Regions from separate parts of the Mus musculus genome. Here all the other regions are linked to region 4. Evidence: chromatin loops called from intact Hi-C (ENCODE). Cell type or tissue: left cerebral cortex. All regions are shown on one strand. Region 1 holds the start of Dleu2 (deleted in lymphocytic leukemia, 2). Region 2 has its middle 12 kb from the start of Gm25716. Region 3 holds the start of Kpna3 (karyopherin (importin) alpha 3). Region 4 holds the start of Spryd7 (SPRY domain containing 7). Region 5 has its middle 41 kb from the start of Dleu7. Region 6 holds the start of Gucy1b2 (guanylate cyclase 1, soluble, beta 2).

Region 1 (5,000 bases), 120 kb before region 4:
TTGTCAAGGAGTCGGATGCGCAAATGCCTGGGGCTTTAAGCAGCTGGGAAAGCGAGAAGGAAGCTAGCGTGAAGCTAGCTGCACCTGCGGATCCAGAGCGTCCGCCCCGCGCTTCCCGCGCCCAGCGCTTTTGCCTGGGAGCTGCTGCGAGCCACCCCCGCACCCCTCACGCCCGTTGGCCGGGGGAGCGAGGCCTAGCAAGCGGACGCCTGCGGGAGCCGCCGCACGTAGGGGGCACAGGGACTTGTCCAGGCCGTGGGCTCCAAAGCGAGGCCCAAACGCGCGCGCTCTCTGCAAGTAGGGCGGTGGCGCTCCCAGAGACGGAGGGAGGTAGAGACGCCCGAGCGAGCGAGCGAACGGCACGCTCGGGGCCACTCCGCGCGCAAGGCTCGGGTCCGGGAGAAATTCCCCCCCCCCACCCCCCGTCGAGTGGTCAGAGTGCGGGTCCCCAGGTCGTGCACACCACCCGGGCCGGCGACCCCAGCCAGGAGCAGGGGAGCGCCGCAGGGCGGAGGCCGCTGCCACGGAACCAGGCGGGCGGCGCACAGCCCCGGGGAGCTGGTTTTCCCGAGAGGGCACGTGACGGGGTTGGCAGCGCTCGGGCCCGGGCGGGGGGAGGGGGAAGTGGCGAGCAGGAGGCCCGGGGGCGGGCGGCTGGCGCGCTGTGTACTTAGGTCGTGTGCTGGGGCTTTTCTCTCCTGGGAGCGGGCCGAGGGGCGGGGGAGGGGCCACCGCTCCGCCTTCTTCTTTTCGCAATGTTGACGCAATCTATAAATAGTGGAACAAAAGGACCAACTTCCTCGGAGCTTTGCTGAAACTGCACAAAAAATCGAGCTGGGGGGTTCCCTGGTCCCCGATGTTGGGGCGGAGAGCGCGGCGCCGAGGGAGGGGGCGGCGCAGACCGGCCTAGGGGACACCTGGTCGAGCGCAGCCGCCGCTCCGCTCGAGCCCTGCGCTCCAGTGCCCCCACTGGCTGGAGAGCTCGCCCAGACCGGGGGTCTTCCTCCGTCGCTGACAGGTCAGTGCGCACCGCCCCTTTCGACTCTAGGCTGCTTTTCTCCCTCCTCCAGCCTCCACTTTTAGAAGGGAACCGGGGCGGGGGCGGGGGGCGGTAAGGAAATAGAACGAGGAGCAGCAGCGACAGAAGGAAAAAAAAAAAAAAAAAGCAAAGCTGTAACCCCGGCGTGCACGGAGCGAAGAGAGTGAGGGGCTCCAGGAGGAGATCTGCGCGTGGCCCCCACGGGAGACGGAGCTGGCAGAGCAGGCGGGCCGCAGGGTGAGAGGAGGGGGCTCCCCGGAGGCCGTGCGCGTCTCTCGGTCCCCTTTGAACGCAGACCTGCAGAGTCCGCCTGGTCCACGGTGGGAGGAATGAGTGGAGAATTGTCGCCGCCGCCACTGCACCCCCGAGGCCCACGCACCCTGAGCGCCTAAATTTGGGGACAGGGTGGGAGGGGGGCACCCTGCGCTCAGGGAGCAAGGACCTGAACTCAGGAGCCCGCTGCTTCGCCGTTGGGGAGGGCGGAGCTGGCGCTGTTGACAGCGGTGAGGGAGCAGGGAGGGCGAAAGTTGGGGAGAGGAGGCGGGAGAGGTGGGAGTCTAGTTGAAAAGGGGGGGGAGGGAGCGCGCGCGCGGGATTCTGAGGGGCGTGGATCACGTGATGGGCAACCACCCCCGCTACAGGCTGGCGGTAGGGTGACGTCACCACCCTGCCTGCAGGGGGTGGCACTTCCGTTTTCTCCCCCCCCCCACCCCCCCCAGGGCTGCTGCTCCCAAGCTTCTGCACCCTCCTGAGGGTGGGCAATAGTCTGAGGTCATCAGGTGCTTTGGCAACAACCGGGAGTTAGGCAATGAGGGCTAGGTCTGAAGCTCAAGCCGGGCCGCCCCTCGACGCGCCCCATTGTGTGAGCAGTGGGCGAGGGCGGTGCCGGGTGCCGGGCCCCCCGCGGCTCCCAGCTCCAAAAGGGCGGGGAGGACTCTGTTCCGTCAAGGCGGAGTCTGGCCACTAGCTGGTTCCTGAGTCCAGACTTCGAGATCCCAGCGACTAGGGTCTTACTCGCCTGACTAGCCCTCTGGGCGCCTGGTGGTTAGGAGCCAGTTCTATGGCTCTGGTCCGTGGCCCAGCTTGATGGGTGTGTGGTCAATCTGTCACCACTGGAGCGACTCAATTCCAGCAGTCCTTAAGAGCTATTTTGAGTAAACTCTGGGTTTTGGTGACTCAGCTCGGTGAGCGGCGCTATTTATAGGTAGATGAGTTAAGAGCGGGGAAATACGCTTCGATAGGATCGGTCCGCCCTATTATAGCAAAGATCTCTACTAAGAAGCAACAATTTAAAGTCTTAGGAAAGAAAAATACTTGGTTCTTAGAATCTGTGTTGTAAGGAGAAGACTTAGAACAGTGAAAGTGGAACATTTCCCGGAGTAAATGGAGAATTTGGGGACTGTCATGACCATTAACTGGCTTTTCGGTGTAGGTTACTGACTCTCCTAGACACCTGCAACATAGAATGCCCATATTAGAATGATAAAAGGGGAAACTAAATGCTGGCAAAGTCCCTGCACTATATTCTGTAACAGGAAGGGATGTGTGATATTTATCTAGTGTCAAAAGTCTGGTCTGGTGGGAATTTTATGTTTATCACCCAATTTCTTCCAAGAAAGTACAACAAAAACGTGTGCTTTTCTTCCCTAGTGTGTAAATGTGCCACTAGTACGTTATTGCTTGTTGGGGTGTTATGATTTTAATTTTCACATTCCCACATTCCTTCAGCCTCCACTTTAGAAATCCAAGAGGCATATGCTATGAGAAAGATTGTGAGGTTGTCTGTCGGGTGGGAAGAGTTGAGTGAGCTCTCCTAGCCGCTGTAGCTTTCCATAGGTAGTGTCACCTGGGGTGTCTCTTGAAAGAAAGATGGTGACTTCCTGAGTGGTTAGGTCAGCTAAGAATAAAAGTGTCCAAAAGACTACAGAGTACACACACTGGGGCCTGCAAGATAGATGTGCGTACTGGTACGGGTGCTGGGTGGGAGTTGAAAAGGGGTAAGAGGGAAGCTGGACAGATGGTCAGGGCCTTCATGATTCAGAATAACCATGCTGAGGAATTTGTATTTGTACCTGAATGGGCATTTTTATTTTTTTAGCCTTTTAGGATGAACAGATATGCTTTGAGGGGAAAAAAAAAGCAATGGGTGGTGGTTGGTTTTTTTTTTCCTCCTACAAGTAAACAGAAAATGTAGCACAGGATTTCAAAGGGTTTCTCTGCTTTGTGATGCCTCAGCTCAAAACCTGCAAGAAGGGAAAACCTCCAGAAGATGTCTGATAGATGTGACAATTGGTCACATAGGCCTTGTGAGGATCTGGGAGGCTTAGAGATGGGATGTAAAAGGATTGTGAGCTAAGATAGAACCTGCTAGAACCACCTGCCATGTACCCAAGAGAAGTCATTAGCTGTTTGAGGTCAAGGGATGCACAGTCTTGTCTTTGGGTGAGTAAGAAGGTGTGGACCTCGGGGTAAACACATTTTTTACACTATGGGGGAACCTTTCCCAGGGAGGTTGGTGTAAAGTCTGGATCTCTGAAGTCACTAAAATATAAGTGGTAGCTAAAGCCATGGGGGAGGCTAAGAGGACCGGGAGGCTGTCTAGTTAGCCAGAACTCCAAGGAACACTCACACTTAGTGCAAGTCTAGAGCAGGAGGAGGCTTTAAAGGACAAGGCTAAGTAAAGAAATAGTGTCCTTAGTGTATGGCTGTAGTCCTCCATGGCTCTAATCCTTGGTGCATGGCTATAGTTCTGTAGGCCATCCGTCCTGCTACCTGAAAATAAAGAGAAACCTGCTGCTTCCTTCATAAGACCAAAAAGAGCCAGGCATGATGCTTAGTGCCTGTAATCCACTCGGGAGGCTGAGGCAAGAGGACTACTGTGATCTCAAGACCAGCATGCAATACAGACTATGACTGTCTCAAAAACAATGGGACTGGAAAGACTTCCACTCTTAGTGGAAAAGAAAGCATAAGAGTTGCATGTACTTTTCCCATTTTCACAGTAAATGCTAAGTCAACAGTTACCAGGTAAATGATTGGCTTAATATATCTAGAGAACTAAAAATAACACTCATATCAAGGTAAATAAAATGTTCTTTATAACCTGGTATCTTTTACAGTTTGCCTTAAGCTTCTATTATTTATGTATCTTTGATGTTAGATTAAATATGCTTCTCTTTTAGAGATAAAAATAGTGGCTGGGCTATTTTAATAATTAATATTCTCCTAAAGGCAACTCAGAATACTTTTCTAGTTGCATAATTATATTTACGAGTCAAAAGCCCTATACATTCATGCTACACACATTTTAAAATAAGTACATTGCAGGGTGGAGAGATGGCTCAGCTGTTAAGAGCACGTATAGATCTTCCGAAAGACTGGAGTTTGCCTCTCAGCACCCATGCTGGGAAAATTGCCTGTGACTCTGATTCCAGGGACACCTGGTACCTCTGGCCACTGTGGCACCTGCACGCACATATGTGCACACTCGAATCACACACACACACAAATACAAATAATTAAAACTAACAAAAATCTTTAAAAAATAAAAACACCCATATAGTGAGAAAACATGAGTCTTTTGTAGATCACTTGATGATTTTTTTTTGAAGTAGCTTCTTAAAAAATACTTTTTAAAGTTTCTTATACAGCAGTGATTTTTTTTTAATGGACACAGCATTAGCATTACATTAACATACTTTGTTATCAGGCCCCAAACCTTCTGACTTCTCTGTGATGTCACAGCTGCCATGGAGGCAGCCCAGAGGAACTGAAGTAAACACTTTCAGATGACATAATGCAGCCCTGAAGGAGGAACAACCTCAACCAAACTCTACCCTATAGATTTGCACATGCAGTTTTTCCATATGCCGGAATGCTTGCAACCTTGGTGTGATGGCTAGTCTTGGTTGTCAACTTAACTACACCTGGAATTAACTAAAACCCAAATGGCTGGGAACAC
Region 2 (5,000 bases), 230 kb after region 4:
TGCCTGTGTACACAGGAGACGGGGAGCCACAGCAGCCATCCCAGACGCCTCTGCTTCCCACCCAGGAAAACATGGCTCCCCCCATTGCAAACTGTTTTGCCTCCCCTAAGTGGCATGCCAGCCGCTCTAGGCACCCCAGCAATGAGGCAGGATGCAGCCCAACAGTTGCTAGCAATCATCCTTGACTTTCGAAGCCAGTTTCCTCAGATGTTTGTGTGATTGGAGGAAGTAGACTGTTACTTGAAAGTATTAAATGGCCTCTTTCCAACTCTGGAAGAGAGGCTGCAGTGTGGCCATTGTGCTGCAGTTAGGTCCTGGTTCAATCCCTTCTCTCCCTGAAGCCGTACCTTGGCCACTTCTTGGAGCCTGTGTCTCTGTTACTTAAATGGCCCTGAGTGGGGTCTATAGTAATTTTTGTACACCCTTCCCAGGGCGTACTTGGAATTCTAGATTTGTGTGTAAAAGTCGTTTATCCGGAAGAAATCCGAGGGACACAGGGTGAGAGCACCCATGAATTAGGTCAAAGTCAACTTAAAAGTATACCTCCCAGCAAGGTGGTAACTAAGGCCGAGGCAGAGGAAGCTCCAGTCCAGAGCCAACTGGGCTACAATAACAGGACCATGCCTCCAAAACAGGAACATCAACAAAAACGTGGTCTTTCTACTCCAACAGCAAGGATTACACACAATATTAGATGCATCCCCAGGAACATAAAAGATCTGAAAGTCACTCAGTTGAAGGTGAGCTATGCACAAATAATAATAATAATAATGATGATGATGATGATGATGATCTGTGTTTCTTAGTCACTTTTCTCCCGGCATAACAGAACACCATGACCAAGGTAACTTATAAAGGAAGTTATAATATAGTTATATATAACTTATAGTTGGAGGCTCATGGTTCATGATCATCATGGTGGGAAACATAGTGGGAGGCAGGCAGGCAGGCAGGCAGGCAGGGATGGTGCTGGGGCAGTAGCTGAGAGCTTGCACCGTGGTCTATGTGAGGCAGAGAGAAGAAAGAACACACTGAGAATAGCCTGGACTTTTGAAAACTTAAAGGCAGTCAGTCCTCTTCCAACAAGCCCACATTCCTAATCCTTCAAACAGTTCCACCAACTGGGGACCAAGCATTCTCACGTGAGCCTAGGGGGGGCCACTCTCATTCAAACCACCACAAAGTAATTTCCAATCACGTGGATCTACTCATTACACTTGAGTAGCCCTTAACGTCATCACTTATCTTGTAGCTTATGCACTGCTCTGTTTTTATATTTTACTGATTGGACCGTGCAGCTGATTGACAGCAGTTTGTCTTTTTATTATTGTTTTTGGTTGGTTGGTTGGTTGGTTTGGTTTGGTTTTCCAGACAGGGCTTCTCTGTGTAGCCCTGGCTGTCCTGGAACCTACTCTATAGACCTGACTGGCCTTGAACTCAGGTATCTGCCTGTTTTTGCCTTTGGTATGCTGGGATTAATGGTATGTGCCACCACTGACTGGTGTGATAGCAGTTACCTGTAATAACATAGCTTTCTAGAAAACTCTCAGGGATCCCCAAATTTTCAAATATAATCTGCACTTGTCCCCACAACTGTCTTTGTTGATGAAACCTTTTGCTGAAAAGTCCATTAAAATTTAATTTGCCTCTCATTTCTTGCCTGTGGTCCTGTGTTAAGAATGAAAGTGAATTGACCTTTGACATTCTTGCCTGTGTTTTGGTTTAGAGGTGTGTGTGTGTGTGTGTGTGTGTGTGTGTGTGTGTGTGTGTGTGTGTGTGTGTGTAGCAAATTTCCTCCATGTGCCACTGTGTGCCCAGGTCAAGCAAGAGCTGTCTCCAGTAATTCTCTTCCCATCTAGGGAATAGCACACACCACAGATACATGAGTTCCTTGTTAACAGCGCCATCTGGTGGCCTCCGAATAACAAGACAGCGCAGTATGGCAACTTGTGGTTGTGCAGACCGTATTCTAATACAGTAAAGCAGTTGCTTCTTGTGGCCTCATCAGCTCCCTTTCCCTGGAGCCTCCTTCCCCAGCAGCCCTTTCCCAGACTGCCCCTCACCCACTCGGCACGTTGGCTCCAGAAAGTTCAAGCTGGTCCCGTTGGCTCTGGGCCCTTCTGCCTGTAGCCTCCTGGGCAGTAGGGAAAGCTGCTAGTAGCAGCCTGGGTGGAGAAACGTGAACTTAACCTCGTGGGTTTGTGCCCGGGGCCACCTTGAACCAGGCCTGGCTGGGATTCTAGTGCTAGAAGGCCCGTGATTTACTGTCTCCCTGGGCAGCAGGTGGCCAGGGTATTTTTAGCATCTGGAGTTTTTAGGGCAAGGCTGGGGGAGGGTAGAACAGTGAGCTCCGAGGACATCGGTTCTTTCAAGGTCTGAGTTCAAAAATCTCCAGACAATGGGCCCTTCCCCTAACACTCTTGGGTTTGGGTGTAGGGTGTCCATGATAAAAGCCACGCACGCCGCCGCCGTTCATTTGCCTTTTCCATTTGTTAGGCAGTAAGTGGAAGAGAGAATGGAGTGGATTTGGGATGCCAACTTGGCAGGCATTCAAGGAAAGCCTGACTGTTGTTAGTGCCCAGCGCAGATCTGTCCCTCTTCAAAGCACTTCTGTTCGCTGTATTGTCCAGCCCTCATTAATCCCATGAACCCCAAAGACGATTATCATATTCTACCAAAGAACTTGGCAAGGAAAGCTGAGAGGTCTGCCTGGTGCCATGGGTACGGGAGGGAGGATCTGCGGCTACACTGCCACAGAGCTAGATCCTAGCTGTGTGCTCAGTGAGACTGGATTGGAACCGCTCGCTCTGCAAGAGGATTGGAACCGCTCGCTCTGCAAGAGGCGTGCTCCCCTGCCTCTTAGCTTTCTCCGGAATGGTTGGTACAGCGCTTAACATGTGCTCCTGTGAGACTGAGCACGTTAAAAACCCTCCTTAGACTGGCTTTCCTGCTTCAGCTCAAGCAGTTATTTATGGAACAGGCCCTGAGTGTATTCTATCATCATTGTCTTCCAGAGAGGGGGACATCTCAGAACAACCATAAAGGGGTGAGGGGTCAGCGACTCTCTGTTCCAGCCAGGAGAGGACCAGGGGATAGTCCTAAATCCAGGAGAGAGAATCCTCAATTATGTGAGCCCCCTTCCCCTTGCCTGACCCTCTGGGTCCCTGCATTGCCCCCAGCTGGGTTCCCCCAACATAACCATACCTGAAGAATAACCACAAGTGACATCATTCATGGAAACTGGTGGTGATGGGACCAAGAGGGGACCCACCTCCCAGAGACTTTATGGGGTTCTGGCCCAGGGGAGTCACCTTCATCATCACTTCTGTGGGCACCAAGAGGCAGAAGCTAGGCCCAGGCAGGCACTTCCCACTCCTGCTGTGTAGCCCTGAAGTATAGACACACCAGCAAGACTGAGAAACTTCTGTGCCCTCCAAGGCACTCAAAGCTGAATGCACAGAACCCAGAGTCGAACACAGATGGGCCGGACATGTTTGTTAAGTTAAGAATTGAAACCCAGAGCCAGGCGTGGTGGCACACGCCTTTAATCCCAGCACTCGGGAGGCAGAGTCAGGTGGATTTCTGAGTTCGAGGCCAGCCTGGTCTACAAAGTGAGTTCCAGGACAGCCGGGGCTATACAGAGAAACCCTGTCTCAAAAAACCAAACCAAACCAAAAAAAAAAAAAAAAAAAGAGAGAGAGAGAGAGAGAGAGACTTGAAACCCAGGACTCAGTGGTAATCAAGAGGGACTCCAGAAAGCCCTGCAGGTTACAGACACTTATTTGACACCCTCCCTTCCTCCCAGAAGTGAATGAGCCCAGGGTTGAAGACAAGGGCATTTCTCAAAGAAGTTCCAGATGACAGCCAATGTATCCCAGCTGATAGCAACCTGTTGGCAAAATGCCATATAGTATAGGTAGTGCTTATGAAACAGCGGGCCTGATCCTGAAAGAGTTTACCTCTTCCTGCTCAGACCATAGGGAGAAAGCACGAGCCTGTGATCATGTGTTGAAGGCCCTGAAGGGTCCCATTGACTACCTTGCTCACTTTGTGTTCTCTACAAAATACCTGGGTGGCTTCTACATTTCTATCCAACGGATACACTCCAAAATAGCCAACGGACAAAGATCTTGAGTTCTTATGCCAGGGTAGGAAAATAAGGTTGAGGGGAAATATAAAGGGATGAGGATAAGGTTTTTTTTTGTTTTGTTTTGTTTTGTTTGCTTGTTTGTTTTTTGTTTTTCGAGACAAGGTTTCTCTGTGTAGCCCTGGCTGTCCTGGAACTCACTCTGTAGACCAGGCTTGGCCTCAAACTCAGAAATCTGCCTGCCTCTGCCTCCCAAGTGCTGGTATCAAAGGCATGCGCCACCACTGCCCGGCGAGGATAAGGTTTTAATTGTGGGATAATCAATAGGACAGTGAATTTTAGTAACATGGAGTGAAAGCATGCTGAGTTCACAGGGCTAGGACAGAAGTTGCTGGAACCCATTGGTGGAAAGCCAGCAGCCCTTCAGAGAGGGCCATGTTAGAGAGCAGAAAATGTGAACAGGGAAATCTGGGGGTCAGGCTGAGAGATGCTCAGCATTAGGAGAACACGCGGCTTTGGTTAAGCCACTTTCTGTGGGTGTGCTGAGGATCCACGAACACGTTCCCATGCTTCTGGGACAGGCACTTTACCCACTGAGCCATCTTGCCAGCCCCCTTTGGTAGCTTCTTTGAGGAGTCTGTCCTTTGAGGAGTCAGACAAGTGGGACTTCCCGCAACTGGATGGAGAAGTGTCAGTCCCAGGAAACCCCACTAGAGGCCCACAGAACCTGAAGGGAAAGCCCTGAAGGAAGGGAGTGGGAGACAGGCGCTTCATACCCCACACCGGCTCCTTTACAGCCATCCCCATCATTTCCAGGCTGGTGGAGGGCTCTGTGGGTTTAATCTTGGTTTGGGGTGGGTCTGTGAGCATCACAGTTCTGTGAGGTCTCTGGACCCCACCTCCCTGCTGGATG
Region 3 (5,000 bases), 120 kb after region 4:
GGGAAACACAGGAGCTAGGCGGCTGCTCTTCTGCCCCTTTCCCTCCTGGGACTCCCAGACAGTGAGATGCCATCTTCAGTTCAAGATGTGTCTTCCCTTCTCTGTACAGATCCTCACAGACACACTCAGAGGTGTGCCTTACGGATTTTCTAGGTGTTCTAAGTCCAGGCTAGTTGACAGTGAAGATTAAATGCCCACAGGGGACATTGTTCTCAGGCTGCTGACTGGGCCAGAATCCAGGTCTACACGGTGGCATTCTGAAACAGAACTTTAAGAAGTCAGGAAACTTAAATTTAAACCCTTTACAAGGAGGTACATTTGTCCGTCTGGAGTCACATTTTTATTCAAGTTTGTTAGCTTGTTCCATAGATTTTAAGTACTTCAACATGACTTTCGTTTGCTATCTTGCTTGGGGACTCACAAACATTAGAAGCCTGCACAGTTGGCATGTCAGAAAGGTCATCTTGCATAAGCCCTGAGATTCTTTCTCAAGCCTGCCACCCTTTTGGACTCATTACTCGTCTTTATCACTAGTTTCTTTTGGGAAAGAAGTGGGATGGAGGCAGCATCCATGCTGTTCTGTTTACCTGGGAATTCTAGCATTAGTGGGATGTCTTGAACTTAGGAAGCACTCGCTGAAAGGTCCTACTTGTGTGATGCTATGCTAAGAGAAGTGGCAGAGAGGATCAGGTGAGCCAACAAAGGAATACCTGCCAAATTATAATCGAAGTGGAGCAACAGCGAACATTTTTCTTTTAGTCAAGCAAGGCAATTAAGAGTGGCAAACAAAAAGTTCCACCACTGAACACTGAGCCATTATCCTTATGCCAAGTGACAGGTGAGGTTTTTTATGTACTTTTTTGTTTTGTTTTGTCTCCTTCAAATGAGTGGTCAGACCAGAATCACTGAGGGCTTGAAGTCCAGTGAAAAATGTGGACGAATTTTATTTTAAGAATGAAAGAAAAAGAAAGGAAAAGGGGGTGTGGTGTGGTGGGGTTGAAGTGGGTAAGGAGTACAATTAAAATAGTTAAAACAAACAAACAAACAAACAAAAAATAAAATAAAATACGGAGACTAAAATGCAGGTTTATGTTTTTTTTTTTTTGTTTTCGTTTTTTTTTTTCCCCGAGAAAACACTTCTGGCATTAGTAGACCATACTCCAGTAGGGCAAACATGGTCTAAATCCTTTTCTGTACTTATCAATTGACCATAACCAGCCACTCACAAAACACATTTGGGTGATAGCTTGGTCTTTCAGCTGCCAGCTCTTGACTTTCAGGTTCCTCTTCTTCTGAAGATTGTCTTAACTGAGTTCTTTATGGTATATTTCTACCAAACTCTGACCTGGCTTATTTTGATCGTATGTAGCATAACACTTCACATAAGCTTATATTGGCAGAAGATTCTTGTGGTGGTTTGAATAGGAATGGCCTCCTAGCCTCATGTGTTTGATTGCTTGGCCCATAGGGAGTGGCAGTATTAGGAGGAAATATGACACTATGGGGTGGGCATTGGGTCTCCTATGCTCAAGCTAGGTCCCTCCTGGGGCACAGTCCCTTTCTGCTGCCTGCGGACCAAGATGTAGAACTCGCAGCTCCTTCTCTAGCACTGTCTGCCTGCATACCTCCAAGCTTCCTGCCATGATGATAATAGACTGAACCTCTGAACTGTAAACCAGCTCCAATGAAATGTTTTCCTTTATAAGAGTTGCCATGATCATGGTGTCTCTTTACAGCAATAGAAACCCTAATTAAGACAATTCTGAAATGTAATAGTCTCAGATAATAATCAAATAAAGTCCACCTGCTGTAAAAACAAAAGCAAAACAAAAAACAAAACAACCAACCAACCCAAATCAACCAAAACCTGTTATTGTTCCAATGAGAAGCTAAAGGGAGATGGCAGTCTGGAGTCTGCAGCCCTAGGGTCTGATTAACTGCCTGAAGGTTACATTGTGTGTTAAGGTGGACTAAGGCATGGGGTCATAGAAAGGTAGGGCTGCCAAAGTGAAGGCTGCACAAGGATGCTTGGAGAAATCAGGGGATACTAGAACACATTTTCTTTTTTAATGAGAATTTACTAGTTACTGTTTTGATCTGACAGATTTTTGAGACCAACAATGTCTCTGTTCTCATTGAGTTTAATAGAGGTGCAAGAAGCAAGCATAAACACACACATCACACTCACATGTATTTGTGGAGTGGAAACAAGCGTGCTATTTATAAAACCGAAGCAGAGCAAAAGAACAGGGTTTGAGGGTGGCTGCTATTTGAGGAGACCCTAAAGAAGCCAAAAGCGCAAAGCACGCGTGGCCGTTCTTTTTCTAATTTTCCAAGCTGTAGGGAGCAAGGTGCGCCCCCGAAGCTCCGCCTCTCTCTCCCGATAGGCCGCAAGGTGCCATCTCCAGAGTTTCCCCGCCCACCACCCCGCCCAGAGGTGGGGCTTCGAGCCCGCGCTCAGAGAGCGCCGAGCCGAAAGCGCGCGCACAGCCCTCCCGGCATGCTTCTCGTCCTCTCACGGCGTGGCTCAGACCCGCGCCTGGCATGCTGGGAACTGTAGTTTCCGCCCTCCGCCCCGCTTCAGCGGTGGCGGTAAAAGCGACTAGGTCGGGCTCCATTTCTAGCACATGACTAGCGGCTGTGGGGAGGCCCTACGAAGGGGTGAGGGCAGGGTCACCGCGACAGCCGGCAGGCCAGCGCCCTGGCCTTCTCCGGCGCGCGCCTCTCCTCAGCGCCGCCCCCGCGCCGCGGCCACCTCGCGCTCCAGGCGTCACGGAGCGCGCGCTCCTCCCCCTTCGTCCCCTCCCGCTCGACTCGCCGCCGCCGCCGCAGGAGCAGACGCCTCCGGAGCCGCGCGCAGCCATGGCCGAGAACCCCGGCTTGGAGAACCACCGCATCAAGAGCTTCAAGAACAAGGGCCGCGATGTGGAGGCGAGTGTGCTCCGGGGCCGGCCGGGCCGGGCGGCTGGGAGGGGAGGGGCGGGGGCCGCGGCCGCTGGCTCTCGCCGGCTGGCGGTCAGTCGGAGTTGGCCGCCGCCTCGGGGCGCCGCGGCCCGGGCAGCAGCCGCCCTCTGAGCGACTAGCGCGGCACCTGGGACCACTGAGCGCTCGGCCCCGCTGCGCGGGCGCGGCCTGGCGTCGGAGGGGAAGGGATGTGGAGCCGAGGCGGGGTCCGCGGGCCGCGCGGGAGGACGGACCGGGATGCTGCCGGCCCGCGTGCCACCCGCACCGCCGGGGCCGGGCCGCGCCGCCGCTCGTGTCCGCAGCCGGTGCAGCCTCCCGCGCTGCCGCACATGGAGCCTCGGTCCCCGCGCTTACCTTGTGCGAGCCGGGCCCAGGCGGGCGGTGGCAGCCCTCAGAGGGGGGTGGGGACCAGCCGGGTAACTGACTTGTTTGAGGGTGGTGGATGGGGGAGGGTAGGATGCGCCAAGACCATTTTCTTATATTCCAGTGCGGTCCTTTGGACCAGTCTTCCCGAGCTGTTGCAGCTCATACCCCTGTGACTGCTGGCATTTAGAGCGAGCTAAAGGTGGACAATAGTTTACCATCTATTGTGTTGAAGCTTTGGGAAGGAGGTTGTGCAGACCTCTGATCTTGGGTTTTTTTTTTTGTTTGTTTGTTGTGTTTTGTTTTTTGTTTTTTTAAAGCTCGTCTTGGAGTCGAAGTGTGAATAATAGGAAAATAATTTCTTTCACCTGTTTTGCAGAAATAAATTGGATACATAAGATTCCTACGTCCTTGTATATACCACATGCCACCAAGCTAGTAGATTTTCCAAGTGGTTGCAAAACTGTAAACATTCATTGTGGTCACTCAGTTTGCTGCTACTCAGCATGTTGCCATTGTCTCATTAAGGTGACATTAGCAGCTACTATTTGCAAACTCTGCTTATTGAGGTAGCGCTAGAGGTCTCACTGCTCCTACTAAAACCAATGAAGTGTAATAGCACAAACTTCACTGGGACCCAACCTCTGGATTTGATGGGGGAAATAGTTTTAAGCCCATCCCCTTTTCTCTATTCTAATAGTAGGGAATATGATTTGTATAGTCCAATAGTTTTTGGTAAGAGGCTAGTTAGTAAATACAGGGTTTGGTTTGGCTAAGAAGCAGAGGAAGCTGGGCCATTTTTCAGGGCTACACAGTTAAGTGTGAATTGGAAAAAACCTGGGGGAATATCTGTGGAATTCCCACTTGAGTGAGACTATAGGCCTTCCATCTCTGTCCTGATCACGTGTAAGTTTCTTTTTGAAAATTACTTCCAAACAAAAGTGAAACCTAGCAAATGGAACAGCCATCAGTCTTTTTTTTTTTTTTTTTTTTGATAAGACTTAGTTTTGATCTCTTTTTACCAGTAATTTTTCTGTGTGTGTGTGTAGTCTCATCTCTCTTGCCTTTTGTTTGTTTTCTTTTTGAGACAGGGCCTTACTGCATGGCAGGCTGGTTAAGCACAGAGAATAAATCCTGCCTTGATCTCCCAAGTGCTGGGATTACAGGCATGGGCCACCACACCCTGGCCCACCAGTAATTTTTCTTGAGGCTTTTATTACTGTAAGCAAAAACTTGAATAGTTTATGTGGATACCGGTATTGCTTGTATATTCTTCCCTTCCTGAATGTTGGTGTAAGTTTTTGTCATGATTCACTTGAGTATTGTGTCCTGTTTGTTTACTGATACCTATAAGAACTTCTGCATGTAATAGACCCACAGCAGATAGTTGCTGCTTAGTAGAAGGTAACAAGTGGCTTGTGAATACAGGAAAAAGACAGTAGAGTTGCCAAGCCATTCTGTTTGATTTTATTGACAGCATTTCATTTCCAAGTCAGTACAACTAGGACATGAAATAGGCATTCAAATGGTCATTCTTTGTGGCAGACACAAAGAACTAAATATTGGTTTGCTATACCAAGAGTTTGATGCCTCATTTAATCCTTATGAGTTAAATGTGGCACTGTCCTTTACAAGAGAAAAAAATACTTTGATACAGAATTGCCATATTTCTG
Region 4 (5,000 bases):
GTCTGACTGAAATAAAGACGGTGGTCTCTCATTCCACCCACAGATAAGTAAAGAAACACTGAATGGACGAACACCACCTGCCTGCATGTACTCCTGCATCACAGGTGCTGCCCTCTGTACCAGCTGGGCTGTGGGAATGGGATCTTGGTAAACAAGTAGTATTGCTGAGCAAGTTTCCGGGCTCTGTGTACAAGTGCTCTGTAATCGGGGCCCATGCCACTATACACCACACCGATGTGTTTGGTTATGGGCTCCACCTTGTGAACACTCCTTTCATCATACAGGATGGATTTCTGCTTTTTTTCTCAGTTGCTAATACTACGCCATTTGCAGCTTTAATTCCCACTGAAGGGGCCCCTCCAGCTACTGCAGCCAAAGCATATTCAATCTGGACAAGCTTGCTAGATGGGCTGAATGTAGTGTAGTCAGCAAGAAGCTGTAACTGCGCTCTGCCATCTTTACCTGGAAAGTCGGACATAAAACAAATTTTATTTACATATGTTATAGCAGATTAGCTAATGTGAAGACTAATGAAACATGCAAAAAAAAATGAAGCACAAATTTGCATTTTTTAACCGAATATTTTTAGAGGGTTGTAACCTTAATTTTAAGTTTAAACTTTAAAATCTGAGATGCTAAAAGATGTGGTGAAGCAAATAAAGGGCTGGAGTTGGACCCCTGGGGTTTGTATCATACTTTGTATATTTTCTACCTTTGTGAAATTGCACAGTCATTTAACCTATTTCTTCATCTATAAAGTAGGGACAGTATTGAGCTTGAAATGTTGCAAAAAGTCTATCGTGTGGTGTGTGTGTGTGTGAGAGAGAGAGAGAGTGAGAGAGAGAGAAAGAGAGGATTATCAAGAGTACTTCAATAGATATAGAGGCAGTGAGGGAGAGGGGATAGTCTGAAATTATTTTAGCAATTACTTTGGGTATTAATTCTGTAATAACTAAGTCTCAAAGTAAAAAAAAGCCTTGGATATCTCCCTTAGTATCATAATATTTATTTATGTATTTGTTTATATTTTATGTGCATTGGTGTTTGAGGATGTCAGATCCCCTGGAACTGGAGTTGCAGACAGTTGTTGTGAGCTGCCATGTGGTTGCTGGGCATTGAACCCAGGACCTCTGGAAGAATAGCCAGTGCTCTTAACTGCTGAGCCATCTCTCCAGCCCTAAAAATATTTTTATAAATAGAAGAAACCAAAGTCTGAAATTTTTCCCTCATCCTATGGCTAAAAATCTCAATAAAGTATATTTACACTCAGGTGACTAAAAGGTTATGTATGGGAAACCATTACTAAAGAATTGGGAATTTTTGTTCAGTTTTCCAGGATTTGATGAAGACCCAGAAAACTTCCAGGGTGGGAATCTTATCTTGGAAGAGAGGTTTGAGCCAGATTCTGTTGGGACACCATGGGGTGTGAGGGATAACGACAGACAGATAACAAGTGACCCCCACTGGGGCCTTCCTTCGATATGGTAATAGGAAGCAGCAGACCCCCGTAAGAGCTGAGTTTCTCTTCACCCTCTCTCAGGGCATTCCCTTCACATTTCTAGGAACCATTGGTGCACCAGAAAGCTGAGTAAGACTGTCTGATCGGAAAGCAAGCCTGAAGACCTGAGTTCGATTCCCGGATCTCCAAGGTAGGGGGAAGAAAACCTATTTCTGAGAGTTGTCTTCAGACCTTGCCGTGGCACGAGAGCGCCTGAACGCACGTCCTGAGCACGAATATACAATAATGACTTTTTAAAAAGTCGTCTTTCGGCCCTGTCCCGACCCCTTCCCGTAGTCCCCTCATAAGGGTGACTGCTTGCAAGTCCTGGGTCCACGCAGCAATCAACCCAATGATAAACGCCGGTGCATGGAAAATGCGAAGAGCCTCGCCGCACACCCAAAGACCGGGTCCTCGGAGTCTGCGTGGCAGGATGCGGAGAGCCGGAGAGTTCCGACGGAAAACTCCCGGGCGTTTTATTAGCTCCATGCCCAAAGGAGGTCTGCCGATCCCTAAAAATCACTGCGGAGCCGCCCCAGGCAGCTACCAGTAGCGCGCCGACACAGCACGGAGCTACTACGGAGGCTGAGGCGGTCAGGGCTGGAGTTCCAGACCCTATAAACAGCACAGAAGGCCCTGTCAAACCAGCAACAACCACAGCCGCAGGGAATCCCGACGACTCTCAGCTCCACCATTCACCTGCCAGCCACAGGGCCTAGGGGAGGACGCCGCAGCACGCCTGCGCACGCCGCCACGCCCACCCCATGTCAGTCAGGCCACTGGCCACGCCCACTTTCAGAAACCCGGACCTTTTCCCCAACTCCGCCCTCTTCCAGGCGTCAGGCCACTGGCCCCGCCCTCTTTCAGTCAGTCAAGCCCGGGCCCCTGCTCGGCTCTCTACAGCGCCCTGCCCACCCGCCACACCCTCTTTGACTTGGGCTGGCCGCTGGCCCCGCCCACCTCCCGACACCGCCCCGCCCCTCCGGGCGGTCCTCGCTCCTTCGCCGGGGGACCTCGCCTCAGTCTCCGCTTCGCCTCCCGGCCCTGGCGTCGCTGTGCGGGCTGCGAGGCTCCCGCGACCCAGAAGCACTCGGGCGCGGGCGGAGCGGTGGGGCTGTGTAGCTACGCCATGGCCGCGTCGGCGTGGTGCTGCCTGCGCTGCTGCAGGGACGGCGGGACTGGCCACATTCCTCTCAAGGAGATGCCGGCCGTACAGTTGGACACGCAGCACATGGGTAAGGGCCTCCCGACTGGACCCAACCGCCCACCGAGGGCCGAGGGAAATGGGGCGGGGACCACGTGACCACGCAGCCCCCTGTGGCCTCTCTGGCCTCGGTCATCGGGCATGGGCTGTGCCAGCCTCCCAGGGCTGAATCTCTCAGAGAGGAGTCAGGTGTTCCCAGGTGAGGAAGCGGGGGCGCTCGCCCGCCCGCCCGCCATCAGTGCCCGGGTGTCGAGTGTCACCTAGTGTTTGCTGAGTCCTGTCTTCAGCACTATCAAATATAGGCTGAAGCTTGTTCTGGGGGAGTAATTTTCCCCTCACTTCCTGAAGCCCAAACAGGGCCGGTTGCAGAAGCCTGGAGTAGAGCCTCAGGTCGTAACAAGCCACTTCCACTAAAATCTCCATTGCTGGACACCTTAGTCACTGTTGGGAACGCTGTAATTTTATCTGACTCTCGCCATCGGGCCAAGCGATTGCAAAATAGAACAGTGCTCCTTCTCATCCATTTTTTTCCAGTTCCCAATGGCTTTATAATTAATTTAATAATAATTTCTCATCCAACATTCCCCCCCCCCTGTAGCATCTTTTTCTACATAGGATTACTTCAGTTCTTAGACCCTTTCCAAGCTTCTGGAATATTATCCAGGCAGATTTCCCAGAATAATTATTTCAGTTAGAGTGCTGTCTTTTTGTGTATTATTACAATAAACTAATGCATTTTTTGATTTCCCCAAATACCTCATTGTCTAAAAGACTGTATTTAAGTAACACAAGCATTCTTAATATCTACAACAAAACTCTTTTCTGCCCAGATAATCTACAAGTCTGGAAACATTGCCCATTATATTTTCTATTGCAGTACTATACGCAGTCGTCGTTTACTATGGTGTACAGTGCCACCACAAATTTACAGTCTCTAGTACAGAATTTCAGTACTAAATACCTTTAAGCCCCTATCCATCACTATAGACAGTGGATGTTCAGATCTTGTACTTTCTCTCAGGAAACATTTCTATTTAATTTATTCACTCAATGAATATGACTTTTAGGTGATAAGATACTGTATTAAGGGCTGAGATAAGACTGCAGGACTGTAGTGACTTTTGAGCCCATGCTGTGCTGTCTATTATGTAGAACAATCCTTATTCCTGGCCTTTTTCTTTTAGGAAGAACTAAGTGACCCATTGTATCTTTGCAGTTTCCCTTTCTCCTGTGCTATCCAGCACCCTCAGGTGCTGAGTGAAGAACCGGGATATGGTCTCTCAATTTCTTCCCTTCCGTGGAACTTTTTTCTTAACCTATTTTACAATAAATTGAAACTACCTTCAAGCTTGATGTGAGAATCACAATAAAAAGGAAGAGAAGTGTTGAGTTAGAAGAATGATTCAAATGCGGATTGGCCTTAACTTGAAAACATGGGAAACATACTGCTTGTGTTCAGCATAAAATTATACAACCTAAGGAATATATTTGGAGCCCGGCGTGGTGGTGTATGCCTTTAATCCCAGCACTCGGGAGGCAGAGGCAGGCAGATTTCTAAGTTCGAGGCTAGCCTGGTCTACAAAGTGAGTTCCAGGACAGCTCCCCCAAAAAAGAATATATTTGGACTTTTTTGTTTGTTTCATACTAGTTTCGTTTTGATTTATTTTGTTGGTTTCTTGGTTGCTGTTTTGTTTTTAAAGGAGAGTAGTCTCTATATTGCTCAGGTTGTCTTCAATTCCTGGCTCAAGCCACCACCACCTCAGCCTTCCACATGTCTACAGGTGTGTACCACAATGCCCTACTTGTTTTCTCACTTTCTTTCCTTTTTTTCTCTTTTTTAAAAAAATACACATTCCATATCTAAACAATGATGTTGCATTACTTAAAACCATTTTGAAGTTTTAAAAATATTTTTCTTTTGATTCATATAATTGTGAATTGGTCTTTTAGGAACAAGTAACTTTCAAGGTAGTTATTTTGAAAGGGATATACCTATCCTGGTTGTGTTTTGTTACTGTTATTTATTTATTTTTGGCAACTTGATGCAAGCTAGAGTACCTGAAAGGCAAGAAGGCCTTCAATTGAGAGAATGCCTCATCCAGGTTGTCTGTTGGTAAGTTTGTAGAGGTTTTTTGTTTGTTTGTTTGTTTGTTTTTGCCTAATGGTTGTTGTGGATGGGCCCAGCTCATGGCAGGTTGTCCCAAGTTGCGTAAGAAAGCAGGTTAAGCAAAGCAGGAGGAGGGGCCCAGTAAGCAGAGTTCCTCCATAGCCTGCCTCTGCTTCAGTTTCTGCCTCTAG
Region 5 (5,000 bases), 700 kb before region 4:
ATTCGAAATTATAAATATAAAACAATTTAACAAAGTTGACAAAGAATTGAAACTTGTGGTTGAAACTGTGCTACCCAGTAAAGATAACTGCAAAACAGTTGTCACTCTACAAATTCTCTAGCACTGTAGTCAGGTTAAGGGGTAATAAGGTGAAATTCATTTGAATAATATTTTGTGTTTTGCTAAACAGATCTATTTTCCGATCAACAAGTGATATGCAATACCACAACTGAACTATTTCCATTGTTTGTATAAGAAATCCAGTATGCCGTTTATATTTATTGTAAATCATAACTTGTGCCAGCCACATATTAATATAAAATATTCAAATATCCAAATATAGAAATCTGTAGGGAAAAATCTAACAATCTAATAACAAGGAAAAATGTCTAGTATTCACTAAAAGTGAGAGTTTCACGTTAATCTAGTAGAAAATAATTTCACTGCAGATTGACAGAGACCAATCCATTTTATAATAAGCTGAGCCCAGGGGTTACAGGGTGGGGGTGGGGGTCATCTTATCTGCTGGTGTCTGGGATGTAGCTCAGTGGGTGTCAGTATCTATCCAGGTGACCAGTGAACACATCTCTTACCTAGTACTTCCAAGTCTAGAAATTTTCTTATGATATGCTTGCAAATGGTTTACGTTATCAACAAATTACTGAGTTGTTATTTATTAAATAAATACTGCTTAATATTATCAATAGAGGACAGGTCAAATAGATTTCACAGCACATACAGGACAAGGTCACTATGAAACAAAAGTGAATGGGGAAATATTTGAGGTCACAAGATGAAAGATGTACATTATATTGTTATAGGGGGAAATGAACAAGAAATAGGTAAATAAAATGCAAAATTACATGTACATACACACACACACACACACACACATATATCAAATACACCTGGAAGGACCCATTTGTAATTTGTAACTTGGAGTTGTGTAAACCCTTCATTTTTTTACAGTTAGTACTCAAATATGTATTACCTATTCAGAAGTTAAAACATTTAAATATATTTTAAAAGGTGTTGGAGAAGCAAACACATATATTGCGATTATTTTATTTAATTTAAGAAAAAAAACACAGCAAATCCCGGTATTATCTTCTGTGTAAAATAACAGCTCAGCCATTGACATAAATGACGTCCTTTCCCAAACACAAACACTTCACTCAGATCAAGGGTTTGACATCTGAGAGTTGGTTTGGGCCTGAGTTTTCCTCACAGCTCTAGCATCTGCTTAATTGCCCCATCAGCCCCTCTTAATTGTCTCTGATGTTCTGTGTCTAGCGGACCAAAATGGAGAATGCTTTCCAGTGATAAGCTGTGCTAGTTGTTCTTGAGTATTGCTTGCTTGTTTTCTCTTCAGAGTTTTGCCCTGTGGCAGAGGCTGGCCATCCTCCTGTCTCAGGCTTCTGAGTGTTGAGATTACAGTGTGTGTGTGTGTGTGTGTGTGTGTGTGTGTGTGTGTGTGTGTGTACAATCTTCTTTGCTGACCTTGCCCTGAACCTCTCCGGGAAACCCTCGCTGGTTCCCAATCCCGACTGCCCCTCACAGTGGGTCCCCAGGGGCTCTGGTCACACTAGGCCTTACTTGTCTGTCTATTGACTGACAGTCAAGACACTAACTACTACAAGCTTGGCTTGGAGGTGCAATTATTAACATACTAGTTGAAAATGAAGTTGCAATGGCAACTTCATTAAATCTTGGAATTCAAGATTTAAAAAGTAACTGTAAATCAGTTGGAAGTTGAGTAGCCACCACTGGAGGAACGGAAGGATCTATACTTCTTGGATCACTGTGAATTCAACCTTGTGCTTCCAAAATTGCTGTAAGGACAATGAAGCCACATGAAGTCTGAACCATTACAAGAAGGTATCAGAATTTAATGCTCGATCAGAGTTTTCCAGAAACTACATATGCATCCACTGGGAGATGGATTAATAGTCATTCTAAATTTCAATCCACAGTGCATTGATTAATCCCACCCCCACCCCAACCCTGCTCTGTGGACTCTGCCCACCTTATATGGCTGAAGTCGAGTAAAAGGGATGAGATGTTTCCGTACCAACCAGAAGAGGGCAGTGTTGAGTCACCGATCTCATTTGAACTAATCATGTCAGCAGGGCAGCACACAGCCTTCTATCTCCTTCCCCATAAAACAAGACAGAAAAGGGCTACACAAAGTTGGAAAATACAGGCTTATAGACACAATGCTGAAGGTTGACATGCTGGAATGATGTAAGATTGGGAGTGGGAGCAGGTGGATGGATGGGGAAAAGATGCTGTATAAAGTGGGGGCTACCTGGTCTCTGCTGAACAAGCTGATCTCGTTAGCTGTGGGGTTTTAATATTTGTTTTCTATCTATCTATCTATCTATCTATCTATCTATCTATCTATCTATCTATCTATCTATCCAAATAACTATCTTTTACCTACTTACCTACCTACCTATTTATTTAGTGGTGTGTGTGTGTGTATGTGTGTGTGTGTGTATACACGCACATGTACATGTGCCTGAGTGTGGAAGTCAAAAGACAGCAATAAGTGCTTACTTTCCCTCCTGTGAGCTGAAGGAGTTGAGAGGGGTTGGATGCAAATCATGAGGCTTAGTGACAAGCACCTTTACCCACAGAGCCATCTGGCTGGCCCAGGGATGGGAATTTTAAAAAGCAAGGGTAAAAGGGTCTTCTTGCAAGTGATATGTATCTCAGGGAACAAATATTTGATGGTTTCTCTTGGTTGCCAACTTGACTACATCTGTAATTAACCCAAACTCAAGCTACTAGGTGAAGGATGTATTTGATTGGATCATTCGAAGTGGGAGGACCCAACCTTAAATCTGGGCCACACCTTCTGCTGGTAGCCTGTACAGAGGACTTGGAAGAAGAAAGTTCTTGTTGTTTGCATCCTTGCTCTCACTTTTGCTGGCAAGTTCAACCCTTCACTGGCATTAGAACCTACTTCTTCAGTGTTCTGGTGGATATTAAAGACCATCTGTGCCGTCCCGCCTCATGGACAGAACAACCATTGGACTCTTGGGCTTTCTCTTAGGAGACAACCATTGTTGGAACAGCCAGACCCCAGCCTATAAGTCACTCTAACAAATCCCATATCTATCTATCTATCTATCTATCTATCTATCTATCTATCTATCTATCTATCTATCTTATTTGATCAATTGTATCTTATTGTTTCTCTAGAGAACCCTCCCTAATACAGAATTCTTATTTCTAGAAAGTTGTAGTGCCTCCCCAAACATTCATGTTAAATTGAGTCACCCCCACGGTTTAGCTTGCTAGCAATCATTTCCTAAGCCTTTTCCCTGCTAACCTCACACAGGTAGGGAGTTGCAGGGCCCCAGGCTGCTTGCTGCAGAATTATCTATCAGGTTATTAGGAGAATCTCAGGCAGTAGGAAACAAAGAGTTATCAATACCATTGATGGCTCTCTCCTCACCTCCTCAAGAACCACACGCCCACTTTCCATAATGCAAGGATGTGAGAGTACAAAGAACCGAGTGGAGTGTTTTCCAAACTAAACGCTTAAGGCTCTGGGTGGTTTATTCAGCCTGGCTGCTTTACTGTCCACTGCTGAAGCGCTTCGTTTGCAGGAGATGCACAGTGTGTTTGCCCTGCTTGAAAGATTCTGCTAGTGGCTATGTTCTTCATGCTCAATGCCCTTTCTTCACCCAAGGACAGTTTAAGAAGAGTAGGTTGCAATTAGTACATTAAAATTACACGTAATGGGAAGGGACCCATAGTCCAGAGTGTCTAATCTCTTTGGTTGGTTGGTTTGTTTGTTTGTTTGTTTGTTTTTCCTCATTTTTTCCTAATCTCTTTTGAAAGCAAGGAAACTTTCCAACAGCAAGAGGAGTGCTTTCTTGGTTTCAAGTTTTCCCTTGAACACTTTTGAAGGTTTTTAAACTTCTTTTTACACGCAGTCATACAGGCTAAGCACTCTTCATGGTGCTCTTGGGTCTGAGTGCCACCTGCTGTGACTACCAGATGCCACCTCTCTGTCCTTTTCATGCCACTAGCTTCTGTCCTGTGCTGTTACGCTTTCTACTTTCCATACACCACACTTCCCCCGTGCACTCCCCACAATGTGTCAACCCCAGGTAGACATCCTCCCCACTTGGTGAAACATGATTTATTCTTCAAACCTGGCCCAAATGACACCTTGTGTCTGGAGCCTTCATTGTCCCCCTGTCATTCTGTCTCCTTCAGGAAAAAACCAAAAACCTAAACTAAACCTAAAACAACCCCCAAAGACAAAACAACAGACACCCAAACTACTCTTACTGACTCTCAGAGCTCTTGACATGTTGATAAGCTGCACACACACACACACACACACACACACACACACGAACAATCCAACAGTGGAAACACAGTGTTTCAGCCACACAGGAGTGGGCCATCTGTAACACCATCCATTGCCTTAGAGAGAACGAAGATAGCCCAGCAGACAGCTATCATGTAGTAAAAGTCTCCAAGTCCAGCAAAGAGGAGAAAGCTTGTTGCCATAACTTCTGAGGATAACATTATTCAACTATTGTCCCCAAGTCAAAAGTGTCCATAGAAAATATTTTAATTCCCTTTACACTAGTACCAAAAGAAGACTATATGTAGCAGTCATTTTAGAGTTCATTTCCAATCAATCAACTGACCAATCATTAATCAATCAACCAAGCAATCAACAATCAATCAATCATCAATTGATTATTTTTCTTAGTAGACTCTTGTTATATAGCCCTAGTTGGCCAGGAATGTATTAGGTAGGCCAGGCTGGCCTTGAACTTGGTGTGACCCTTTGCTCTGCCTGTCACAAGGACTGCAGTTGTGTAATCACATCTGGGTTACAGAGTCTCTTTTAGACAAGATCCTAACCTCTTCAAGTCTCTGTACTTAGTTCGATCTGTGCAGGCGTAATTAGGGATGGGAATGGCTAGTATGACTGCAGACACAGAAATCACTACAGTTAATAAAATTTC
Region 6 (5,000 bases), 900 kb before region 4:
TTACCTTAAAGTTTGGAAGTGGGAAACCCAAATCAGCCATATTAGTTAAGAGACGGTAGGGCTTGTTCCTTCTGAAACCCTCCCTAGCCTCTGGGGATGCTGGCATTCCTTGGCTAGTGGCCTTTCCTTGCATGACCCCAGCCTCTTGCTTCCTCAGAGTTCCAGCTGACCTCTGCCTTCTCTTTATAAGGACATTTGCAATGATATCAGTCCCTCCCATTTGGATAATTCAGGATACTCAATCCATCTCAAAAATCTTTCATTTAACCAAATAATCAGGGTCTCTATTGTCGGGCAAGGTACTGCTCCTAGGTTCTGGGGTTAAGTGAGCATCTTTGGGGGATGGGGGAGAATTCATTTTTCAACCATACGCGTCCAGTATCACAAGATGTCACCAAAGACTTGTCACAGGAAAGTCTGAGTTAGTCGCAGAAGGCTGGCTGGAGCAAGTTTTCTGACTCTACCGGTCTCCTCTCTCCTCTCGTTCTCCATGGTTAGCTTGCAGTCACACCAGTGAGCGCCACTCTCTAGCTCACCAGCAGGTGTCCTCTGGTTGTGCTCACAGCGACCTAACCTGAGTTCGTCCACTCACACACCAACACGCCCCACTTCACTTGGACCTGCAAGAGGGAGAACGTAGCCTGGGCTACTGTCCGCAGTGCTTGGAACCTCACTAATCACACCTTGTAGATGGCTTGATGGACAGTTGGTCTGAATGAACAAAGTGAAGAACTCAGATAAGGTCTGGAGACAGCAAGGGGCATCACTGTGTAAAGAGTCTGGGGAAAAGAGAGGGATTCGGGCTAAGGCTGTGTGATGGTTTGTATATCCTTGGACCAGGGAGTGGCACCATCTGGAGGTATGGCCTTGTTGGAATAGGTGTGACCTGGTTGGAATGGCTGTGTCACTGTGAGTGTGGGTATAAGATCCTCACCCTAGTTGTCTGGAAGTCAGTCTTCCACTAGCAGCCTTTGGATGAAGACGTAGAACTCTCAGCTCCTCCTGCACCATGCCTGCCTGGATGCTGCCGTGCTCCCACCTTGATGATAATGGACTGAACCTCTGAACCTGTAAGCAGCCCCAATTAAATGTTGCTTTTTATAAGACTTGCCTTGGTCATGGTGTCTGTTCACAGAAATAAAACCCTAACTAAGACAGGCTGTATTGCGCATGCTCTGTGCCGGAGGCTGTGAGGCAGGATCGAAGCAACTCAGAGCTTAAATTCATTCATGAGACGCGAATGCCGAGCAGAGTGATCAGAGATGCCCGACACGGACTGCGGTGAATCCTGGAGCAGAAGAGCAAGATGGATGTGAGAGATGAATGAAAAGCAAGCAGTTAGCATTGTGGGTGTGCTGAGGACACGTAAGGTCTTATTTATCCCAAATATGAAGCTAGTATAATCATGATACTTTACTATTGTTGTTGTTATTACAATTATTATCATTACGATCTCCTAATAGTTTAGATTATGACTTTGAACCATTATGCCTAGCTCTGTTATTTTCAATTAAAATACGTATGTGTTTATACATACATGTGTGTGTGTGTGTGCATGAGTTTATGTGGACCTTGTGTCTGCAGGTGCCTAGGGAGGCAGAGGACACCGGATCCCCCTGGAGCTGGGGATAGAAATAGTTGTGAGCCACCTAATGTAGCTGCTAGCTCTAAAACCTGGTTCCTATGCTAGGACAGTGAGTGGAGGCATCCCTCTAGCCTCTCTCCCCCTTTTATAGACAGCCTCATTATGTAGCTGATAGGTGTAGAATGCAATGCACAGAGTAGGTTGGCCTAGAACTCAGAGAGATCCTGCCTCTGCCTTAAAGATGTGGTTAAAGATGTGTGCCAACATGCCTGGCATCATTGGCCTCGCTGTCTGCCTGAGATAAGACCCAGGCTGGACTCAGACTCTCTGTTCTGTAATGATGCTGGAACGTCAGTGCACCTCACATGCACAGCTGTAACGTTCTAACTTAGAGTGCTGAGGTGATAATTAGATGATCACTGCCTGTCAGAGTGCAGGGCCCATAGTCATCATTAGCTGGTTATAATGAAGGCATATTAATTATCACCTAGGCTATTCATTTTGTCACACACTTAAAACAGTAGTGGAAGAAACTTTCTAAGAATGCTTTTCTAAGCGCTGCTGGAAGAAGAATGATTTAAGAAAATCACTTTCAGGAAGACACTGTGATGAAAATACCCCACCCCACCCCCAAAGTCACAGGCCTGTCCCCTCCCGGACCGCCACCTCCCTGTCTGTAGATGATGCTCCTGGATCTAGCTCCCGATGTAGAATCAGGTCTGAGCAGAAGCAGGAGTCCTCACAGCAGCAGCTGAGGCACAGTGGGCGTGGTCACTATTGCAGCTAACATTTTTCAGGTTTTCAAAGCATCTGCATTCAAGTGCCAACCAGTTGTTTGCAAAGTACAGTGTGACCTGTTTGCAATCAGGTCACCTGATTTCTTCTTTATCAAGTAAATCAGATTCAATTAAACTCGAAAGAGACTGAATTTGGTCTCAAATGAGCCCCTGCACATCACAATGCTTTTAGATTTATGAACATCAATCGCCCTTACCTTACTAGGATCTGTAGGTATACATAACTTTGGCCACACGATGGCGCTTCGCGTCCAACAATTCCTGGTCGGCCACCGACTGAAATTTTAAAAAGCAAGTTGAAGAGAGGATGAGGTAGAGCAGGTTCACGCCGCCTGGAGGCGAGCTGGGCTCGTGGGTGAACGTCCTCACTGTGGAAAAAGCCTATGTTTTTTCTGGCTTTCTGGATCCCAAGCGAAGGCGCTGATGCGAAATGAAAGGAGTAAGTGCCCAAGTCCCGGTCCACATGCAAATCAAAACTCCATCTTCCAGTGTACCTGATTGAGAGAGCTTTTATCTATCTATCTATCTATCTATCTATCTATCTATCTATCTACCATCTATCCATCCATCCATCCATCTCATTTATTTTTGAAAGAGTCAAGTATTATTGACTTTCCTAGAAAAGGGATATCACTTGATTCACTAAGCTGCTGCAGTGTGGCAGCTACAAGAAAACCTCTGGTTTCTCTGCACCACTGTTTTGTCTTTCGAGGGAGTTAATGGTAAGAGGACCAACTTTACAGGGTCACAGTAAGGAGGAAAGGAAATTACGTAGAATCTAATGACATTGCTCACACCCACTGGTGAAAACCCAGCAGTTTTGTGTGATTTATCCTAAACCAGGAGGAATGTGCGGGACCCAGTACTGCGCAGCGTGTGGTTAAAAGCAAATGATTTCCGTAGCTGTTGTGATGGGTCTAAAGCACGGCTGTCCGCTGTGGCTGTTTAGGGGGATGGACTGTCTTCTGGGATTGGCTCCTCTGACTTTTGCATGCTGAATTAATAACTATTGAGATAGGTCTGGAAGAAATGTGGAGCCTTTGTTTCAGACTGTATTTATCATTATCATCATTATTAATAATTATTGTTTGTTTCTGAGAACGGGTCTTACTGCCTTGAGCTCCCCATTCCCCTGCCTCAGCTGTCCTAGAGATTACAAGCACCAATCACAACGCTGCTCTCCCGACACTCTTGTTTCATTTTGTTTTGTTTTTAAAGACAGGGTCTTGCCCTGTTGCTCAGTCTACTATGGAGAACAGTTTCCCTCCCCAGTGTTCCAAATGGCAAGGCCAATAGCCAGTCCCATGGTGACTGGCTGGAAAGCCTGGCTTTTACCCCAGCCTTACCTTTAGCCCACTTATCCCCACTTAGCCACCTGTCAGTGAGATGTTAGCCACGCCAGGGGAGTCAATCAGATAGCGTACAATGCTACACAGATGCAAAGGGAAAACAGTCAGTCAAACCAGAGAAGGGTGGGACTTCTCCGCCCGCGCAGATCCTTGCCCCTGCGAGATGCCTTGTCCAGCATTGCTTCCTTAACCAATAGCTAAAGCTTATTTAAGCATGTGGTATCCTCTAAACAATGAAAGCTTGTTTCTCATCGCACAGGATGCTAAGTCTGTCTTGCTGGGTCAGCTTACATGTAATCAGAAGTGTGTGTGTGTGTGATGAGGTTGTATTTACAAACACCTGTCTAATTGAAAGGATGGTGATGTCTGAAGTGTTGTGTGCTGAGTATACGCTAAAAGTTAAAATGTCAGACACAGCAGACGGTGTGCTGTATGAGCCTCTGCGAGCGGAGTTTAGGAGCAAGCGAACCCATCTACAGGTACAGTGAGGAGCGCAGTGGGAGAGGTTGGGGGTGGCTGAATAGGGGCACCAAGGGAACTTGCTGGACAATGCAGACACTCCATTTATATCTGGGTATGAGTTATGCTAGCATATATGTTTGCCGTAATTTGTGAGACTATTCACTTCAGAGCAACAAAGGAAGTCACAAACAAACAAAACAACAAAACAAAATAATAAAACCCTCTCAACCCCCCAAAAAGCCAAAAAACTGGTCTCTCAAAACAATGATCCCAGAATATACAGGGAAGCCCGTGATGTCATGGGAACGGAGGGGTGTCTTCCCATACAGTAACAAGTCCTCCCCAGCTGCTAATGCATCTGAAAAACCTACGAGATGCCAGCTAATCTTGCAGACAGCTTCGAAAGCCAGGGACAGCCTTCCTCATGCACACGCTGTCTGTGTCTTTTCAAATGTTTACAGAGTATTTACAAAGAGTAGTCCTTTGGGTGGCAGTTGTAATTAGGGAAACTGGCAGAGAAAATTAACACATACCATAAAAGAGGGATAATTAGTCCTCTGCCATATACAATATTATTATCAAAAGGCATTCACCCTGGAATCCGATTGGTTTATACACACTGGCCTCATAGGGACGCTCCTCCCTTCCACATCACTCTGGGTATGAAGCTGCCACGTTCCTTGGATGATGGGCCATATGGTACTTAACATCAGAATGAAAATGAGCTCGTGCTTCTTATGTGAGATGCTAAAATTTATTAGAAAATCAGAAAGCCTAATTTCCACCAAGTTCCTGAGACCTACCATC

Evidence for each region. Peaks named below come from ENCODE experiments on the same cell type or tissue, not always from the same donor. Only the 100,000 strongest peaks of a DNase experiment are listed, where the experiment ranks them.
Region 1: it touches region 4 in a loop (2.5-fold over the local background); 4 of 42 quality-filtered maps call a loop at or near these places.
Region 2: a loop joins it to region 4, with 2.9 times the contacts of the local background. A loop is called at or near these places in 3 of 42 quality-filtered maps.
Region 3: it touches region 4 in a loop (7-fold over the local background); 6 of 42 quality-filtered maps call a loop at or near these places.
Region 5: it touches region 4 in a loop (2.4-fold over the local background); 3 of 42 quality-filtered maps call a loop at or near these places.
Region 6: a loop joins it to region 4, with 3 times the contacts of the local background. A loop is called at or near these places in 11 of 42 quality-filtered maps.

Annotation. Positions count from the first base shown.
Region 1 is chr14:61,678,128-61,683,127 of GRCm38, reverse strand. It overlaps Dleu2 (deleted in lymphocytic leukemia, 2), which reads left to right and starts at 755. Exons shown (of 7, transcript NR_028264.1): 1 at 755-1,018. In left cerebral cortex, CTCF peaks have their summits at 981 and 2,015; DNase peaks (open chromatin) are centred at 1,645, 2,073, 2,529, 2,802 and 2 more places; H3K4me3 peaks cover 2,896 bases; H3K27ac peaks cover 2,868 bases.
Region 2 is chr14:61,328,394-61,333,393 of GRCm38, reverse strand. No RefSeq gene overlaps it. Among named protein-coding and RNA genes, the nearest start is that of Gm25716, 12 kb to the left of the region's middle. In left cerebral cortex, CTCF peaks have their summits at 1,950 (motif pointing left) and 4,776; DNase peaks (open chromatin) are centred at 1,986, 2,608 and 3,943; H3K4me3 peaks cover 361 bases; H3K27ac peaks cover 1,197 bases.
Region 3 is chr14:61,437,654-61,442,653 of GRCm38, reverse strand. Kpna3 (karyopherin (importin) alpha 3) reads left to right here and starts at 2,707. Exons shown (of 17, transcript NM_008466.5): 1 at 2,707-2,931. The coding sequence starts at 2,863. In left cerebral cortex, CTCF peaks have their summits at 2,361, 2,563 and 3,898; DNase peaks (open chromatin) are centred at 2,549, 3,100, 3,342 and 3,988; H3K4me3 peaks cover 2,151 bases; H3K27ac peaks cover 1,565 bases.
Region 4 is chr14:61,554,254-61,559,253 of GRCm38, reverse strand. Spryd7 (SPRY domain containing 7) reads left to right here and starts at 2,368. Exons shown (of 5, transcript NM_025697.4): 1 at 2,368-2,733. The coding sequence starts at 2,628. It also overlaps the pseudogene Gm4118. In left cerebral cortex, CTCF peaks have their summits at 2,307 and 2,989; DNase peaks (open chromatin) are centred at 1,604 and 2,319; H3K4me3 peaks cover 2,340 bases; H3K27ac peaks cover 1,464 bases.
Region 5 is chr14:62,249,288-62,254,287 of GRCm38, reverse strand. No RefSeq gene overlaps it. Among named protein-coding and RNA genes, the nearest start is that of Dleu7, 41 kb to the left of the region's middle. In left cerebral cortex, CTCF peaks have their summits at 1,878 and 2,082 (motif pointing right); a DNase peak (open chromatin) is centred at 2,103.
Region 6 is chr14:62,455,286-62,460,285 of GRCm38, reverse strand. It overlaps Gucy1b2 (guanylate cyclase 1, soluble, beta 2), which reads left to right and starts at 3,997. Exons shown (of 17, transcript NM_172810.3): 1 at 3,997-4,210. The coding sequence starts at 4,088. Gm41172 (a long non-coding RNA gene) reads right to left here and starts at 3,819. Exons shown (of 3, transcript XR_874685.1): 1 at 3,729-3,819; 2 at 2,580-2,658; 3 at 1,106-1,288. In left cerebral cortex, CTCF peaks have their summits at 510 and 2,646 (motif pointing right); DNase peaks (open chromatin) are centred at 3,183, 3,883, 4,126, 4,797 and 2 more places; H3K4me3 peaks cover 1,764 bases.